2 separate regions of the Mus musculus genome follow, and region 1 is linked to region 2. Evidence: chromatin loops called from intact Hi-C (ENCODE). Cell type or tissue: heart. All regions are shown on one strand.

Region 1 (8,000 bases), 150 kb after region 2:
TAAGCAGACCTGGCTGGCCTTGGACTTCACAGGTCACCCTCAAACTCATGGATCGCCCTGTTTCTATTGCCCAAGTGCTGTGATTAGAGGCAGGCACTACCACTCCTGGCCCTCAAATTATTTTTTAGAAAATCATATGTCAGCAGGGCAGTGGTGAGGCATGCCTTTAATCCCAGCACTTGGGAAGCAGAGGTAGGCAGATTTCTGAGTTTGAGGCCAGCCTGGTCTACAGAGTGAGTTCCAGGATAGCCAGGGCTACACAGAGAAACCCTGTCTTGAAAAACAAACAAACAAAGACAAAAAAAAGAGAGAGAGAGAGAGAAAATCGTATGTCTTGGTACTATAAATCCACAACATCTTGCTGTTTAACCTCTGCAGATCATGTTATAAAATTAATGTTCACTTTCCAAATTACTAAGAAATTCTGGGGTTAGAGAGATGGCTCAGCAGTGAAGATCACTGGCTGTCCTTCCAGAGGATCCTGGTTCAAACTCCAGCACCTACACGGCAGCTCTCAACTGTCTGTAAATCCTGTTGCAAGGGATCTGAAACCTTACACAAGCACACACACAAGCAAAGCACCAACGCACACAAAATAAAAATACATCGTTAAAAGAAAGAAGTTGCAACGAAGTGTGCCTTTTTAGTACTGATGAGTTCCAGAGTATGTTGAGCCTCTTTGCAAATCTCACTTCTGAGTGTCACACACACACACACACACACACACCACTCAACTTTCTGATTGCCTACCTTGTACTCCCCATCGCCATGCAAATCTGCCAGTGCTAGAAAACACAAAAGGGTCGAAAAGGAGTCTCAGAATCTCAAAGATTTCTCCATGAAACCGTTCCCTGTTCCTCCCATCCTCCTAGAATCTGGGTGTCCCTAGATATGTCTAGAGACTCACACAGGCAGGAGGAGAAGGTGTGGATGTTGGCCATGGGGTCGTAGTGTGCGTCCAGCCATTTAGAATTGGCTTCGTTGCTGAGAGGGAAAAAAGATAGTTGGAAAGTGAGCCCCATGACGAAATAAATAAATAAATAAATAAATAAATAAATAAATAAAATCTCTAAGCGAGATGACGCCTGAAACAGAGCACGAACATCGAAAGGATAATACCAAGTCTAGATCTGAGCTCAATTGGCGCCCGGAGTGACCAGCCAATCACATACAGATACTTCTTGGCCATCAGCTTTCTTCTGATTTCTAAAGGGCCCTCCCAGAACTTCCACCGCTGCTCGAAAGCAAGAGCCCAGAACCCGCTACCAAGCACCATCTATTCATCTGAGGGAAAGGAAGCGGTGAGGATCCGGGACTTAACCTCTCAGCTCGCCCGCTGTCAGAATCCGATGAAGACGCCGCAGCCATTTTCCCAGGCGTCGCCTTGGCAACCAGCTCAGCCATCGCGCAACACCCAATAGAATCCGGGCATCCGAAAGCACAGGAACAAAGGTTCCGGGGTAAAATTGTCCCGGCTGGGACCAAATAAGCACTGGTTTCCTTGTCCTATGCAATGTTGACTTATGGTTTCTGCATTAAAGACAGGGGCCTGGGCTTTGAGGCCTGGGGAGGAGCGCTTTTTAGGGATTAAGACTAGACTGAGAAACAAATTAATGGGTGAGGATCTCATGTTAGTGTGTTACGGTTCTTTGGCTCCGGAAACATTTGAAAGTACAAGAGTGCTTGCTGCTCTTGCAGAGGACCCTGGACTGCTCAGCACCCACATGGCAGCTCACAATTCTGTAACCGTAGTTCCAGGGCATCTGATGGGGTCTTCTGGTCTCTGCTACCACCACCACACCCATGAAGAAAATGCACACGAACACACAAATCTTAAGAAATATGTCACAAAGAAGAGCTCCGGAACACGTTGTGAGTTTGTGCATTCCTTTGGAAATGATATTCAAAATCTTATTGTGGATTGGAAGCCTAAAGTGATGTAGTGTGCCCTCCCCTGGCTTTGAACTGGAAGAGAAAGAAACATACACTGCAGAGATGGTGGTCGTCATATTTATTTTTCTGGCTATAAAAGTAATACACGAAGAGCGCTGGATTTGGTGAGAATGCTTTGAGCCCTGGCTCTGTCACATGCCACCTGCCGGGTCTAGAACAGTCACTTCTCAGAATTGCCACCTTCCCATGTGGAAAACCGGACTAGGCACCCTGTTGAGCTCCGGCCATAGATGGCAGTGCAGATCCAGAAACTGAGGACATACGGTAAACTGCAAAGTGCTGACAAATGGAAGGGGTTCGCATCACCACCCTCAGCTGAGGTAGCACCAAAGTCCAAGCTCCTGCCCCTCCCTCCCCTGACTCCTAATCACACACAACTCAGAGCTACTGACAGCCCTGGTTTGACAAAGAGGGGAGAGACCACACAGATCTTCTCAAGCCTGGCCAGGTGGGGCCTCCTGGGCCTGGTTCCTCCAGAATCGGGCATCTGCTGCAGCCAGCTGGATAAGAACCTCCTCCAACTCGGGCCCATCCTCGGGAAACCGCTCACAGAAGGAGCGGATGAGACCAGCGGCTGAGGCCTCATACTCCACAAGTTGTACTTCTGAGCCTGGGGGATGGAGAGAAAACAGCAGCACAGAAAGATGTAGTTAGGGGCGGCGAGTTCTGAGCGAGCTCCGGCACAAACTGTCAATGTTCAGGATAGTTATCTAATTACCTACATCAGAATAACCCTGCCAGGAAGGCAGAATTACATGGGGGGAGACTTAGACTTAAATGAATTGCCACTTGACCTCATCCTTCCCTCAAGTCAAGATTTAAATCATGTCTGGCATGGTAGCACACACCATAATCCCAGCACTCAAGGAACTGGGGGAAAAGGATTATTAATTTTAAGGCTAGCCTAGGAAATCCTGGTCTCAACAAAGCCAACATAACCCCAACAATCACTAATAAAAATGACTGATAAAAGCACTCTGTCAGGGCTGGAGTGATAGCTCAGGGGGTTAGAGTACGAGTGGCTCTTGTTGAGGACTCTGGCTGCTCTTAGCCTGGCCTCCCGCACCCACACTGTGGCTCACAATCATCTGTAATTCCAGCCCCAGGGGATCCAATGCCCTCTTGTGGCTTCCAAGGGCACTGCATGCACATGGTACATACATACATGCAGGTAAAACACACATCAAATAAATAAATCCGAAATCAAATTTCAAGTGCTATGTTAGATCAAACAAGATAGTCAAGTTAGATCAAACTGCTTCATATGTCTAGATCGTGGGCAAGTTTCCCAGTTGCTCTCAGCCTCAGTGCCTTGTGGGTAAAGTGGGGCATGAGCACAGAACCTCTCCTCTTGTGCGACGGGGACTGCGTGGGACAGAGCGTCAGTGGGGTGCTCAGTAGCCGCTCTGCACATCTGTGCATCTGACCTGTTAAATGAGCCTGTCTCGAGGCCCCTGGATCACCCCTCAGCTGCTCAACCTTTGCACTCTGTGAAGCCTGTGGCACTGAGGGGTACACAGTGGCTAACATGGCCTAAATTAAGTCCTGGCTCTGTGAAGACCACTTGTGTGTATTTTAGTTCCCAGATGAAACTGATGAGGGGTATTGTAACCAGTCTTCACCAGGCCTGGGGACTTCATTCTTGAAAAGTTCCTTTCTTTTCTTTTCTCTTCTTTTCTTTCCCTTTTTCCTTTCCTTTCCTTTTCTTTTTCCCCCCAGTACTGGGGATAGAACCTGCACCTTATTTGGCAGTGCAAAGCAGGCTACCAGTGAGCCACAGCCCGGCCTATTGTGAGAACACTTCACCCAGTACCCTAGGGCCTGCAAGCCCTCTGCCACCACCATTACCACCACTACCAACTACCAAAGCGCTGGGGGTGGAACCCAGGGCCTCTTAAATATTGGGCAAATGTTCTACCATGGACCACACCCCAGCTCGCCAGTACCTTTGAAAACTCCAACCTGTTCCTCAGGTCTGGTCCCTTCCACCACTTCCCCCCAAGACCTCCTGGACACTCTGAAGCTACAGGTGTGATTTTTATCCAAGTGTTCAGAGCACGGTTTGTCCTTTAAACATGTGTGATTGATATCTCTGTTGAGTTTTTATCCCTAATGGGCTCTGAATTAGACAATGACCTCAGCTCCGTGCACTGCCCCATCCCTCAGTGGCCTCCCTGAACTCCATGTTGCCAAAGCACCAAGAAAGTGAAGCTGAGAGATAAGAGACTGAAGGGATTATTTCGTGTTGAGGGGCTGGAGACAGAATGTCTCAGGAAGGTGCCATTTAACGGGGACCTGACCAACCAGAAGAATCAGACAGACACAGATTTGAGGGACACTGTGCCAAGCAGAGGGTACAGCGTGTACAAAGGCTATCGAGTAGAGTGGCCTTGGTGCATTGGAGAGCTAGGGCACACAAGGTACTGGCACCATGCAGGCAGGGTCAGGGATTCTGAAAATGGAAGTGTTACTTGAGAAGGGGGAACGATCCAGGACATCTCCATCTTGAACGTTGCTGATTCAAATTCTCTTAGGTCCTAGGAGGCCTGAGGTCTGTCTGAAAGAACGTGGCAGAGGGAGCCCTCCCCGAACCGATTACATCATCTGCTCTCTGGAGAGACCTCAGGTAGGTCCAGCAGATGGTGTAACATCCGTTACCTTCAAGGCGAGTGTTGGGTTGAACAATAAGCTTCCGGGACTCCTTGCGCAGCAGTACCGTATCCCTTAGGGTAAGGAAGCACTCTGGAGGTGCGTCAGTGACTGCTGCATAGCCCTCGTACAGGGCCCGCCCCGCGACCACGTCCCCCGTGGACTTCAGCACCTGCAGGAAGGAGGAATCAAGTGCCTACGATGGGAACTCACCTTGCACCCACAGGACTCTGTCAGCAGCCGTGGCCAGTGGTACCTAGCCCTGGGGAGGACGTGCTACAGTTTGTCCTTTATAAAATTTCAGAGCTACCAATCTAATGGCTAAGCTGGGTATGGTGGCACCTATAATCCCAGCACTTGGAAGGCAGAGGCAGGAGGATCAGCAGTTCAGGGCCATCCTTGGCAACACAGGGAGTACAGCCTGAGCTACAACATCCTAGGTGACTCATTTTTTTTTAAGATAGAGTCTCCATATATAGACCAGTTGGCCTTGAATTCACAAGAGACTTGCTCCCTTCTGCCTCCTGAGTGCTAAGATTAAAGGTATGCGCCAGAATGTCTGACAGCTACATTTTTTTCAGAAAGCTAGTGTATATTGAGAAGTTGGGCTTTGGGGTTAAGAGATGGCTCAGTGGGTAAGAACCACAAGCATGAGTTCAAATCCTGAGCATCCATGTTAAAAGCTAGGCACTGACGTATGGGCCTGTAATCCCAGTGCTGAGGGTGGGGATATGGGACGGTCATAAAGGCTTGCTGGCTGCCAGTCTTGCTCCAGGTTCAGTGAAAGACCCTGTTTCAAGGGAGCACAGCAGAGAGTAACAGAACAGGACACGTGTGCATATGTCACACATAAGTCACACTCAAACACGGACACAACCCCCCAAAATGAATTCAATGGAAAATGGAAGAGGTGGGGCTTTTAAAAGCACCCAGGCTCCTCCGCTGTAAATGGGACTAAGGCCCACACAGAGGCAGCTACGGAAGCACCACCTTTCCCTTCAACCAGAGGTTCTACTCCTACACTGTCTTCTCTCACAGTCTCTTTTGCATGCTCCTTAACTTTGGCTATAGCAGACTTTCGCACTTTCATGGACGTCATTCAACTTCTCTTCACGGTGTAGTGCGCACCTCCTAGGACTGACGCCCGAGGCTCAGTCCCTAATCCTGCTTGCCCCACCTCCAATTTTGTAGGAGACTATTCTCTTCCTCTGCTAAGTGGATCCGGGGTTCATCTCTCTCACTTCTTGGTAATATGTAATCTCTTCATACATGATCATCATACCAACAAGCCAGACCTGGGGAGCTCAAACTGGAGAGTTAGCTACATGGACGCCAACGCAGCCAGGAGCATCAGAAGTGACTGAGGCAGGACAGGCTACTGGGGACGGGTTTCCAATACCCTCAATGGATCGCAGAATCGGAATGTCTTAAGTCTCTAATCCAAAATGGTGTGCTATATGCATCTTCTGGTACAGCATATTTTACATCACATTTGTTTATTACACATTTTAAACATTTATGTATGTGTTTGATGTATCTGCACATGTGTGTTTGCTGTGTACAGAAGAAACCAGAGAGAGGCTCCTATTCTACCATTCTCCACCTTATTCCCTTGAAACGGAGTTCTCACAAATCTGGAGTCAGAAAGCTCCAGCGATCCTCCTACCCCCGTGGTGCTGCAGCTGCAGAGGAATGCAACCAGGCCTGGTTTTTTACATGAGGACTGGGGATTTGAACTCAGGTCCTTATGTTTATGTGGCAAGCATTATTATCCACTGAGCCATCTCTTCAGCCCTTCTTTTTTTTTTTTAAAGTGAAGGGTGACCCTAAACTCCTAATCCTCCAGCATCTACCCCTGAGTGCTGGGGTCACAGGTACGAGTCAACACTTTTATCCAGTGGTGAGAACAGGACCCAGGGCTCCATGTACACTACGCAGATACTCTGCCAACTGCCCGATAGCCCAGGCCCTTAGATTACTTATAATACCCAATGCAATGTTATGGAATTAGTTCTTAATCCATATTGTTTAGGGAATGATGACAAAAAATTGTGGATGTCCAGTACATATGAGATGACTCCTGAATATCTGTGTGTGTGTGTGCACACATGTGTGCGGTTGGCTGAATTTATGGATGTGGAATTGGGGGCTCCAGAATGGGGACTATAAGAATAACAGGAATCAGGGAATCTCTGGGCAAAACAAAGAGCCTATGCCATGTCTGAACATGGGGCTGCCACAGTTGCAGCCAGCTAGACACATAGGTATTGAGCCCACTGTTGCCAGACCTTCCAAGAAGCCACAAATACATATTCAACCTAATCTTTGCTAACATCAGAAAGACAAAAAACAAAAACAACCAAAAAACCCCCCAAAAAACCCATGGCTAACACTATAAACACTAAACACTATAAACACTATAAAGAGCTGGATCAAAGATGATGTCACCTTCTGTGTCTATAACATACTGCTGAGGAGACTGAACACAATGAGGTAAGACTGCCATGTACAAGGACCAAACTGGGCCCCTCACAGTGCGCATGCCTTGATCCCAGCACCAGGGAGACAGAAGCAGGTCAGTCTCCGTGAGTTTGAGGCCATCCTGGTCTACACAGAGCCAACCAGGGCTATAGAGTGAGACCCTGCTCAAGGGACTGATTCAATACTGCCTGGGACCTGGTAGACTTGGTTCTTATTCTTAATGCTCTAACAACAGCATTTGCCATTTGCAGAAAAATCTTTGATTCATAGAAATGTTGCAAAGACGGCAGAGTGAGCTTCCAGAGTCTGCCAGCACAGCTTGATTGCCACCAACTCATCATCAATCAGATGGTCACTACCAAGAAGGTTGCAGAGCCCACCCAGGTCTGTCCCATCAGCTTTGCCAACAGTGGCCCTGCCTATCTCAGAGTCCATCAAGGACACTGTGTTTCTCATCTAGTGGCTCTTATCCTAATTTACATTTTTGGTAGTGGAGGATGAAACCCGGGGTCTCACATTTATTAAGTCATACTCTTCTATCCCCAGCCCCTAATTTAATTTTATTTAACTTTAAGACTGTCTCAAAATATTAAAAATATTTTAAAAAGAAAAACTAAACAAAAAAGAAAAACGAAAATCAACAAACAGGGCTGGTGAGGTAGCTCATCAGATAAACATGCTTGCTACACAATCCTGATAACTTGAGTTTGCCCCAAACTCTACATAAAAGCATGAAAGATCAATTCCACACGTTATCTCTGCCCTCCATATACACACTGTGGCACGTGCACAACCCCTCAATATCACACACACACACACACACACACAATTTCAAAAGCAAAAAGACCCAAACTCCCACACATTCTACCTAAAGATGTTTTCGATCCTTCCTGGAAACAGATGGGCACAGAATCACA
Region 2 (8,000 bases):
CTTCTTTAAGAAGAACAAGTAGTCGGGGCAAGACTCCCAGGCCAGCTCCCTCCCTCTGTTCAGAAAACTGCCAGGGACTGTCGACAGAGACCACCCTCTTGGCAGGACAACTGCCTGCTGCTAGGGTCTGCTGCTAAGGTCAACCCATCACCAGGAACTGTCACTGGGGACAAAAGAGTGTTCCCACAACCTTCTCTTCTGCTATTTAATTCAACTGGTGGTGGGACCCAGGCTACCCCTAATACCACCCATTCCTACCTTGTCACCTCTTCCCAAGCCTTATACCTCCACCCATCCCCCCACCATGGTGCAGATAGTGCCACCCTCAACGTGGGCTATGTGGGAACCATTGTCCCTGCCTCAGGGTCATTGTGCCACCACAGCTAGGGTGTGCCATCCACCATTCAGTTCTTTGCCTCTGGGATCAGCCAGGACCCTCAGAGCTGAAGCAGGCAGGACCTGAGGGCAGGAGCGCCAGATGATGAAGTCGGAGGCGCTGAAGCCTTCCCTGCCTATCCTGCCTCACCCTCTGACTCAAGGGGCTGCTTGTTTCCAGCCACTCTAGGTGGCTCCCAAGTGTGAGTTGTTCAGGAGTAGCCACATCCTTGAGCCTATCCAAGGAGGTGATTAAACAGCTCGACTTCTCTCACTGCCTCTGGGTGTTGTTGCTTTCCTGACCGTAGCCTCTCCTGGTCTCCTGCATGTCAGATAGCCACTGTACGCCCAGCTTCTGAGCCCCCACAAACTGTGTGATCCTGAGAGCCTCCCTGCCCAGTCTCCCCATGATAGTGATCTGTTTCACTGGGCTGACCTATGCTAAGCCTCTGTTTAAACCAAAGACATCCACTGTGGGTTGGGCTGATGATAATTAACAGTATTCATGATCAAAGGAAGCAAGTCACTCTCCCTGGTGCACACTTTTTTGTTAAATTTCTTGCCGTGCATGCAAGGCAAGCACTCTAAACTACAACTCCTCGCTAATTTTCCTCACTCCCAAGTGTCTCAACTGTTTTCAATAAGGAGTAGTGAGGGTTATTACCACAACCTAGTCTTAACTGCTGCTCAGCCATCAGTGGAAAGGTGAGCACCTTTCTGTCTTTCCCATAAAATCAAGGGAGCTCCCACAGAATCAGAAGAGTGGCAGGTCCTACCTCCTGAATTCTAGGTCACCCTAGAAAGCCATAAGGATATCCTGAGTATGTAAATAAACACACAATGTATTCTAGAGATGGAGAGAGTATTTGTTCTTAAACTTTGCAATGTATAAACAGAAGGTATTAAAAATTGCAAGTCTTGAGTCTGTTTGACTCAGGAAAACTACTGTCTTCAGCATAACTGGCCAGGGACCCCAAGCAGCCCTGACTACCATCAGTCAAAACAAAGACAAGCAGAGCCAGGTGTATGTAGACTAGGAACTATTATGACACAGCCCCAAGCTGGGCTCCACACATCAGATCTGGCACAGCACATTATTCACAGGGTAAGTATTCTCTCTCTCAGGGACGGCCTTTCTCTTAGGTGGTTTCAGTCGCCCCACAACAGTGTAACAGCAACACCCCATTCTCAGGCAAAACAAACGTCAGCACACATTTTCCTCATAACTCTCCTTCAGCTGTTACACATGGAGCGTTATTGTGGAGAGCTCAGATCATGGGGCTTGGGGGAAAAAGCAGTAATTGGAAAAGTTTGAAAGCAGATGTACTATGTGTGAGAGGAATTAATGGAGAAATGGCCTTGCAATTGAGTGCTAGGCAGAGCAGTAACTGAATGAAAAGGAAGGACAGGAATTAGGTGAAAGTCTACACGTGTGGCAGCTAAAGCCACTTGAGAATAGGGTTCCACATAGGACAGATAAGAGGGTAAACAGAGGGCTAGGGAGCAAGTCTTCAGGAAAGACATCTTGGAGTATCGGTGGGAGAGAGGAGAAGGATGATAGATAGAACGGGGCCCTGAAAGCTATGGGGACAAAAATAACACCAGTGTTGGCCCTGCAGACCGGTGGGAAGCAGGGATCAGCAGCAATGAATGGGCTCATACTTTGCACTTTTACCGACCACCACTGACGAGGGTGGGTTTTGCTTGTGTTGACCCACATGGAAGCTAATGGCCACAGTGGACTACTGAGTATGCAACGTGTGGCAAGTGTAAACTGCGATGTGCTGAAGGTATGAAATAACAGATATTCAGGACTTCAAGGGGAATTCAATTATCTCAATTTTTATATTGGTCTCATGTTAGAATGTCAAAAATATTAAAATAGATTTCAAGGTTTTATAGTTTGATGTTTCCTGGAAATTTGTATTTATTCACTGTGCTAGGTATGAAACCGAGAGCTTTGTGGTTGTTAGATTAATGCTTTACTATTGAGCTGAACCCACAGACCATTTTCACAGTTTATCACGAATTACTTATATGACTCATTGTATCTCTATTGTATGGCACTGTTCAAACTGGACCACAGATCTAAGAGTGAAAGGTAATAGGAATGGAAGAGAATAGACTATCTACATGAGCTGTGGTAGGAGAGGGTATCTTAAAGAGAACATAAAAGAGAAAGCTTTAGGAAACAATAATTTGGTTACATTAAAAATATTTCCCTCAAAAAACAAAGCTATTAGTGTAATGACAAGATATCTGAACCAAGTAGAAATAGCTACAATATGAGGAAAACTCGACAGCTCAACCCAAAGGCTGAGACCTAAAATCCAGACAGAAGACGGAAAGCAGGAAATGTACATTCGCACAAATGATAAGAACAAGGTATTTTGAAATTCATTAGAAACAAGACAAAAACAAACTACGTCGAGTTGTGAATAAAACTTTACACCTTTTCAACTGACAAAAATTAGAAAAGTTACTACCAGACCTTGGTAATGACAGGAAAAACAGAACAGACAAACATAGTGCCTCTGTGTTCCAAGTGGAGGATATTCTAGCAGGGCTTTTTTCTTTTTTTCTTTTTTTCTGGGAACTTGGTACTACTTACACATGTTAGGGTTTGGTTTGGTTTGGTTGTCTTGGGGTATGGGGTTTTGTTTTGTCTGTTTGTTTGAGACATTGCTTCTCTCTGTAGCCCTTAGTGTTCTGGAAGTTGCTCTTAGACCAGGCTGGCCTCCAACTCACAGAGCCGCCTGAATGTGCTCATCACCACCCAACTCACATAATAAAAAACGATAAAACTGGAGGCTAGAAATGATATCACACACCTGTAATTAACCAGCACTTGGGAGGCTGAGGTAGGAGTGTGAGTTCAAGGCTAGTCTGGATTACACAGCCAGTTCTTGGACAGCCTTGACTACACAGAAAAGCCATGTCTAAAAGAGGCAGGGAGGGAGAAAGGGGGTGAAATGAAATTGTATAGAAAAATGGGAACTGGGCTGGTGAGATGGCTCAGTGGGTAAGAGCACCGGACTGCTCTTCCGAAGGTCAGGAGTTCAAATCTCAGCAACCACATGGTGGCTCATAACCATCCATAGCGAGATCTGACTCTCTCTTCTGAAGTGTCTGAGGACAGCTACAGTGTACTTACATATAATAAATAAATAAATAAATCTTAAAAAAGAAAAAAATGGGAACTGTTAGTAGAGCATTAGTTGTGGAGCCCCCACAAATTTGGGAAGAGATCCCAAAATACAATGTACAAGGTTAGGTGATAGCAGATCCCGAGGAGGTTCCAGGACAGCCAAGACTGCCAGAAAACCCCATCTCGAAAAACAAACCAAAAAAAATTAATTTTAAAAATGTGTAATTACAATTAGACAATGCCTTCTGAAATGAGTGGGAAACATGGATTTGGTAAAGAAATGTTTCCAAGTAGCTTGGGTGCAGGAAGTCAACTCGGGGAACTGATCTCTATACTATTGGAGGAGCTGGTGTTGGAACTACCACAATGGGGAATTGTTTTGACAACAATGGGGATGGTCTAACAACCATCCCGGTGCCTCTTCTAGGAGATGAATTCAATCCCTCAATGTCTGTAAGCCCGCTGCTTTGTGATAGTGATCCACCAAGCTGGTACCCTGCTTGCCACCAGGAGGTGCCCTTGGACCGCAACAGAGAGTCTGGAGCCTGACAATTGCCTGTGCCTCAGGCAGCTTGGGACGGATGCGGAACCCTTGTCACTCATTCCCCAAACCTGGATTCTCCCTGGACCTCTGGACAACGTATTCCTTGGTAATGCTCACCACATTTCAGGAACCAGGATAGACAGATACTACGAGGGAAAGCCAGCCCACGTATATTCATGAATAAACATGACAAAGTATAGTTTGGATAGAGAAATGCCTCCCTCAGACCTAACCTAGTTCTAACCCAGATTATCTTTCTACTCCACTCTCAGTCTCAGCTTCTTCACCAATGAACAACACTATTGCAGTGAAAATTAAATTGTTTTACGGGAATTCTTACCCCTTCCTACCCAAACAAGGGAGAGATTAGGTTAAGATGTGGTAGTGCCTGGGTTTCTGAAGTATCGCTCTCAGCAGCCAGAGGTTGAGAAAACCCCCTTCTAGCGGGCCCAGTGACACAACCCTTTGTCATCAGCCCCCTCGACAGTGCGCCCAATACCACGATCCATTGTGATGCTTAGAGACTCCCCCGGGCCTTACGGTTTTGCCAAGGCAATGGTTGCTTCCTGAGCCCCCTTGACGCGCAAGCCGCGACCCACTCCCAAGGCGGTGATTGGCTAGCCCGGGCTGGGGGCGGGCTGACCTTCGCTCCGCAGTGCCGTCACCACATGACCCCGCCCCCGCACGGGGGGCGGACAGTTGTGTGCGGCCGCAGGATTGGTCGCCCCGCTCCTGCGAGGGGGAGGGGAGGCAGGCAGCGCGCACTCGCGCGTGCGTGAGCTGGCGCGCGAGAAAGCGCCCGGTCGCGCCGAGGCTCGAGCGGCCGTCGCCATTTTGTAGGGTTCTCTCTGACGCGGGACCCGCCGCCACCGCCGGCACCACCCGGAGGTAGGAGAGGATGCTGTGGGTGTGTGGGAAGCCCTGGAGCGGACTGGGCCGGACCTCGGAGGGCCGGGAAGGCTCGGGTTTGGGGCCACTCATCTTCTGAGGAAGGTCCCGGGAAGACAAGGAAAGGAGGCGGGGCCGGGTCTCCGGAGGGGGCGGGGCAGGGGTCGGGCCGAGTCTTTGTTGGGATGTTGCAGCGGAGGTTGGGCCGCTGAGGATAGGGGTCCAGTGTTGGGTGAAAGAGGGCTTTCGTTCTTGGAGTATGGTGGGAGGGGATACCGCGCTGTGGAGAGGTACACAGATTTCCCTCCAAAAACCCGTAACTAGGGACATTCAGATACTTCATGCCTTCCACTTGTCTTTCATCCCTGTGCTAAACCGTGAAGGAGCTAACCTTGTAGAGTCAATGTGCCTGACCTCACGGATATATATCTTAGACCTTGTTGTGCATTCTGACCCCCGACCTTCTGTTGGCATTGTCACACAGCAGTTCCTCTCTCAAAAAGAACTGTGAGGGTCGGGGTGTGCTGTAGTGTCAGTTTCTCACTTCACACCTGACTTTTAAAATCTTGTTTCTTCTCTGCCAGGCTCTTGTCAGGATGGTGAAGCTGTTCATTGGAAATCTGCCCCGGGAGGCCACAGAGCAGGAGATCCGCTCACTCTTCGAGCAGTACGGGAAGGTGCTGGAATGTGACATCATTAAGAATTATGGCTTTGTGCACATAGAGGACAAGACGGCCGCTGAGGATGCCATACGCAACCTGCACCACTACAAGCTGCACGGAGTGAACATCAATGTGGAAGCCAGCAAGAATAAGAGCAAAGCTTCAACCAAGTTACACGTGGGCAACATCAGCCCCACTTGTACCAACCAAGAGCTTCGGGCCAAGTTTGAGGAGTACGGCCCAGTCATCGAATGTGACATCGTGAAAGATTATGCCTTTGTACACATGGAGCGGGCAGAGGATGCGGTGGAGGCCATCAGGGGCCTCGACAACACAGAGTTTCAAGGTGAACTGTTCTGGGGATTGGGTGGCAGACCTTCGTGGAGTCTCTAGCTCAAGGCAGAGGGAAGAACACAAGACCACAGGGCTTCAAGAGTGGCTTCTGCCATTCTTTTAAATGCAAAGAACAGGTTATGTTTACTACTCTTAGCATAATTCACTCTGGGGAAGTAAGCCTTCCCCATTGTATTCGCCAAGCTCCTTCTCCACAACTGCATGGGCTCCTGCCTGCCTGCCTTTGGTCTTCATTCACTTGAGTACTGTCACAAGTCTTAAGTTGCCTAGGCAGAGAAGTAGTTAGGTAGTGTGAGAAGGGCTAGAGGTTAGGACTTTGTTGCTGGTTTGTGGTGGACCCAGAAGCCTTTGAGAGTTTTTACCCTCTGCTGCTTTCGAGGATGGCTGGTGGTAGTAAAGAGGAAAAAGGGAATCTAGAAGAAGCGCAGTATGAGAATCTGTGGTGAGTCTGGTTGGGTAGATGGGTATCTTTGAGGTGTTCAAATTTGTTCAGTCTGTGGGCTACTACAGGCAAAGCCAGGAAACAGGTCATAGGTTCTTCTGCTCCATCTATTACTTTAACAGGCTAGGAAAACAGCTTTTTTTCTTTAGAAATTGGATAGGAATGATGGTCTTGCTTCTAGGGAAATTTCATCAAGGACATTATAGAGCTTATTATATTGCTTATATTGATCATAAGTATTATCACCAGTACCATAGGATCTTGTCTGAAAATACTTGCAATCGTGTTACTATAGTAACCACTAGTTACAAGTGGCTACTAAATTTAAATTAATTCAAGTAAATTTTCAAATTAGATTTTTCCAGTGTGGGCAAGAATGAGAGAATGGCTACTGTATTAGGAAACAGATCAGACCCACATTGCAGGAAGTTCATTGGTTAGTAGTTATCCAAGTCTTTTATTGACACGGTCATGTTGGACCACAAATTCAAGTCTACTTTTCTAGTTCCTAAGTCAACATCTTTTTGTGGCCTAAAAGTTAAATATACAAAGGTCCTCTTATTAGAAAACAATGAATTGGTGGAGAAAAGGTAAACTTAAATCAGAAAAGTGTAAATATGCAAATAGTGATGCTTACTGGAGGCTCACTATTATGTATTCTAGCTTCACCACTAATACCCTGGCCTTTAGTTATTGAAAGCCTAAACGTTGTAGCTGATTCCTGTCCTTAACCTCAAGTTGACAAGTGTATTCCCTATGCTTTCCCCATTATAAAACAACTCTGTGTGCCTCTGTGAAAGGATGGCAGGGAGGTAATATGTGCATTTTGACAATAAAAGCAATATTAATTAAAGTTGAATGCTATTTGCAACCACGATTGCTTCTACTCTGGTTAGGAAAGTACTTAAAATCTGACAGTTAAACTTTAAACATTCCTAATTCTCACTTGATGTGGAAAGAGGTCATAAATGCGCAGGGGAGCATAAGGAAGGAGTTCCTGCCCCAGCCCTTTGGTTCTGGGGTCATCCAAGGGCCCCACAAATACTGCTCTACCATGAGTCTGTATGTCCCCATCCCTGAAGAAGGTAACAAAATGGGAAAAAAAAAAAAAAAAAAAAAAAAAACCTAAATTTGCAACTGAAATTCTCAGTGTATAGTATACGCCCTTTTACATTTAACTCAGGAAATGAGTTAAAAGGATGAGAAGGATGAGTACATGGGACCTTTTTTTTTCTTTGGTGCTGACTATTGGACCCAGGATCTTGAGCATGCTCTGTACACATTTCCACTGAGTTATGCTGCTTATCCCTTGTATTTGCTTAATAACAGATATAATTACAAAGAAACAGGGAACTGAATAATGCAATGGATGTATTTTTATTTTATATATATATATATAAAAATATAAATAAATCACTTCCATAGAAAGTACAGACAATAAACTGAGTTGAAAAAGAATCATTTATTAGTATCACATTCTTTTTCTGGCTCTTCTGAAGAGTGATTGGCTCTTGCTTACATATGCAGGTATTTTTGTACTCAGCTAATTTTTTTCTCCATGATGTAACAAAGTTTAGTACTGGGTAA

What was found. A loop is a pair of places that touch in the nucleus more often than their neighbours do. Peaks named below come from ENCODE experiments on the same cell type or tissue, not always from the same donor. Only the 100,000 strongest peaks of a DNase experiment are listed, where the experiment ranks them.
Region 1: a loop joins it to region 2, with 4 times the contacts of the local background. A loop is called at or near these places in 17 of 42 quality-filtered maps.

Annotation. Positions count from the first base shown.
Region 1 is chr19:4,905,235-4,913,234 of GRCm38, forward strand. It overlaps Bbs1 (Bardet-Biedl syndrome 1 (human)), which reads right to left and starts at 1,393. Exons shown (of 17, transcript NM_001033128.3): 1 at 1,322-1,393; 2 at 908-984; 3 at 751-785. The coding sequence starts at 1,368. Dpp3 (dipeptidylpeptidase 3) reads right to left here. Exons shown (of 18, transcript NM_133803.2): 17 at 4,612-4,774; 18 at 1,995-2,563. The coding sequence ends at 2,388. In heart, a CTCF peak has its summit at 3,081 (motif pointing left); a DNase peak (open chromatin) is centred at 1,377; H3K4me3 peaks cover 1,082 bases; H3K27ac peaks cover 279 bases.
Region 2 is chr19:4,751,707-4,759,706 of GRCm38, forward strand. It overlaps Sptbn2 (spectrin beta, non-erythrocytic 2), which reads left to right. Exons shown (of 37, transcript NM_021287.2): 37 at 1-2,272. The coding sequence ends at 22. The region is part of intron 2 of Gm21992 (predicted gene 21992); the gene reads right to left. It overlaps Rbm4b (RNA binding motif protein 4B), which reads left to right and starts at 4,819. Exons shown (of 4, transcript NM_025717.3): 1 at 4,819-4,955; 2 at 5,540-5,963. The coding sequence starts at 5,552. In heart, a CTCF peak has its summit at 4,039 (motif pointing right); DNase peaks (open chromatin) are centred at 4,045 and 4,775; H3K4me3 peaks cover 2,651 bases; H3K27ac peaks cover 1,692 bases.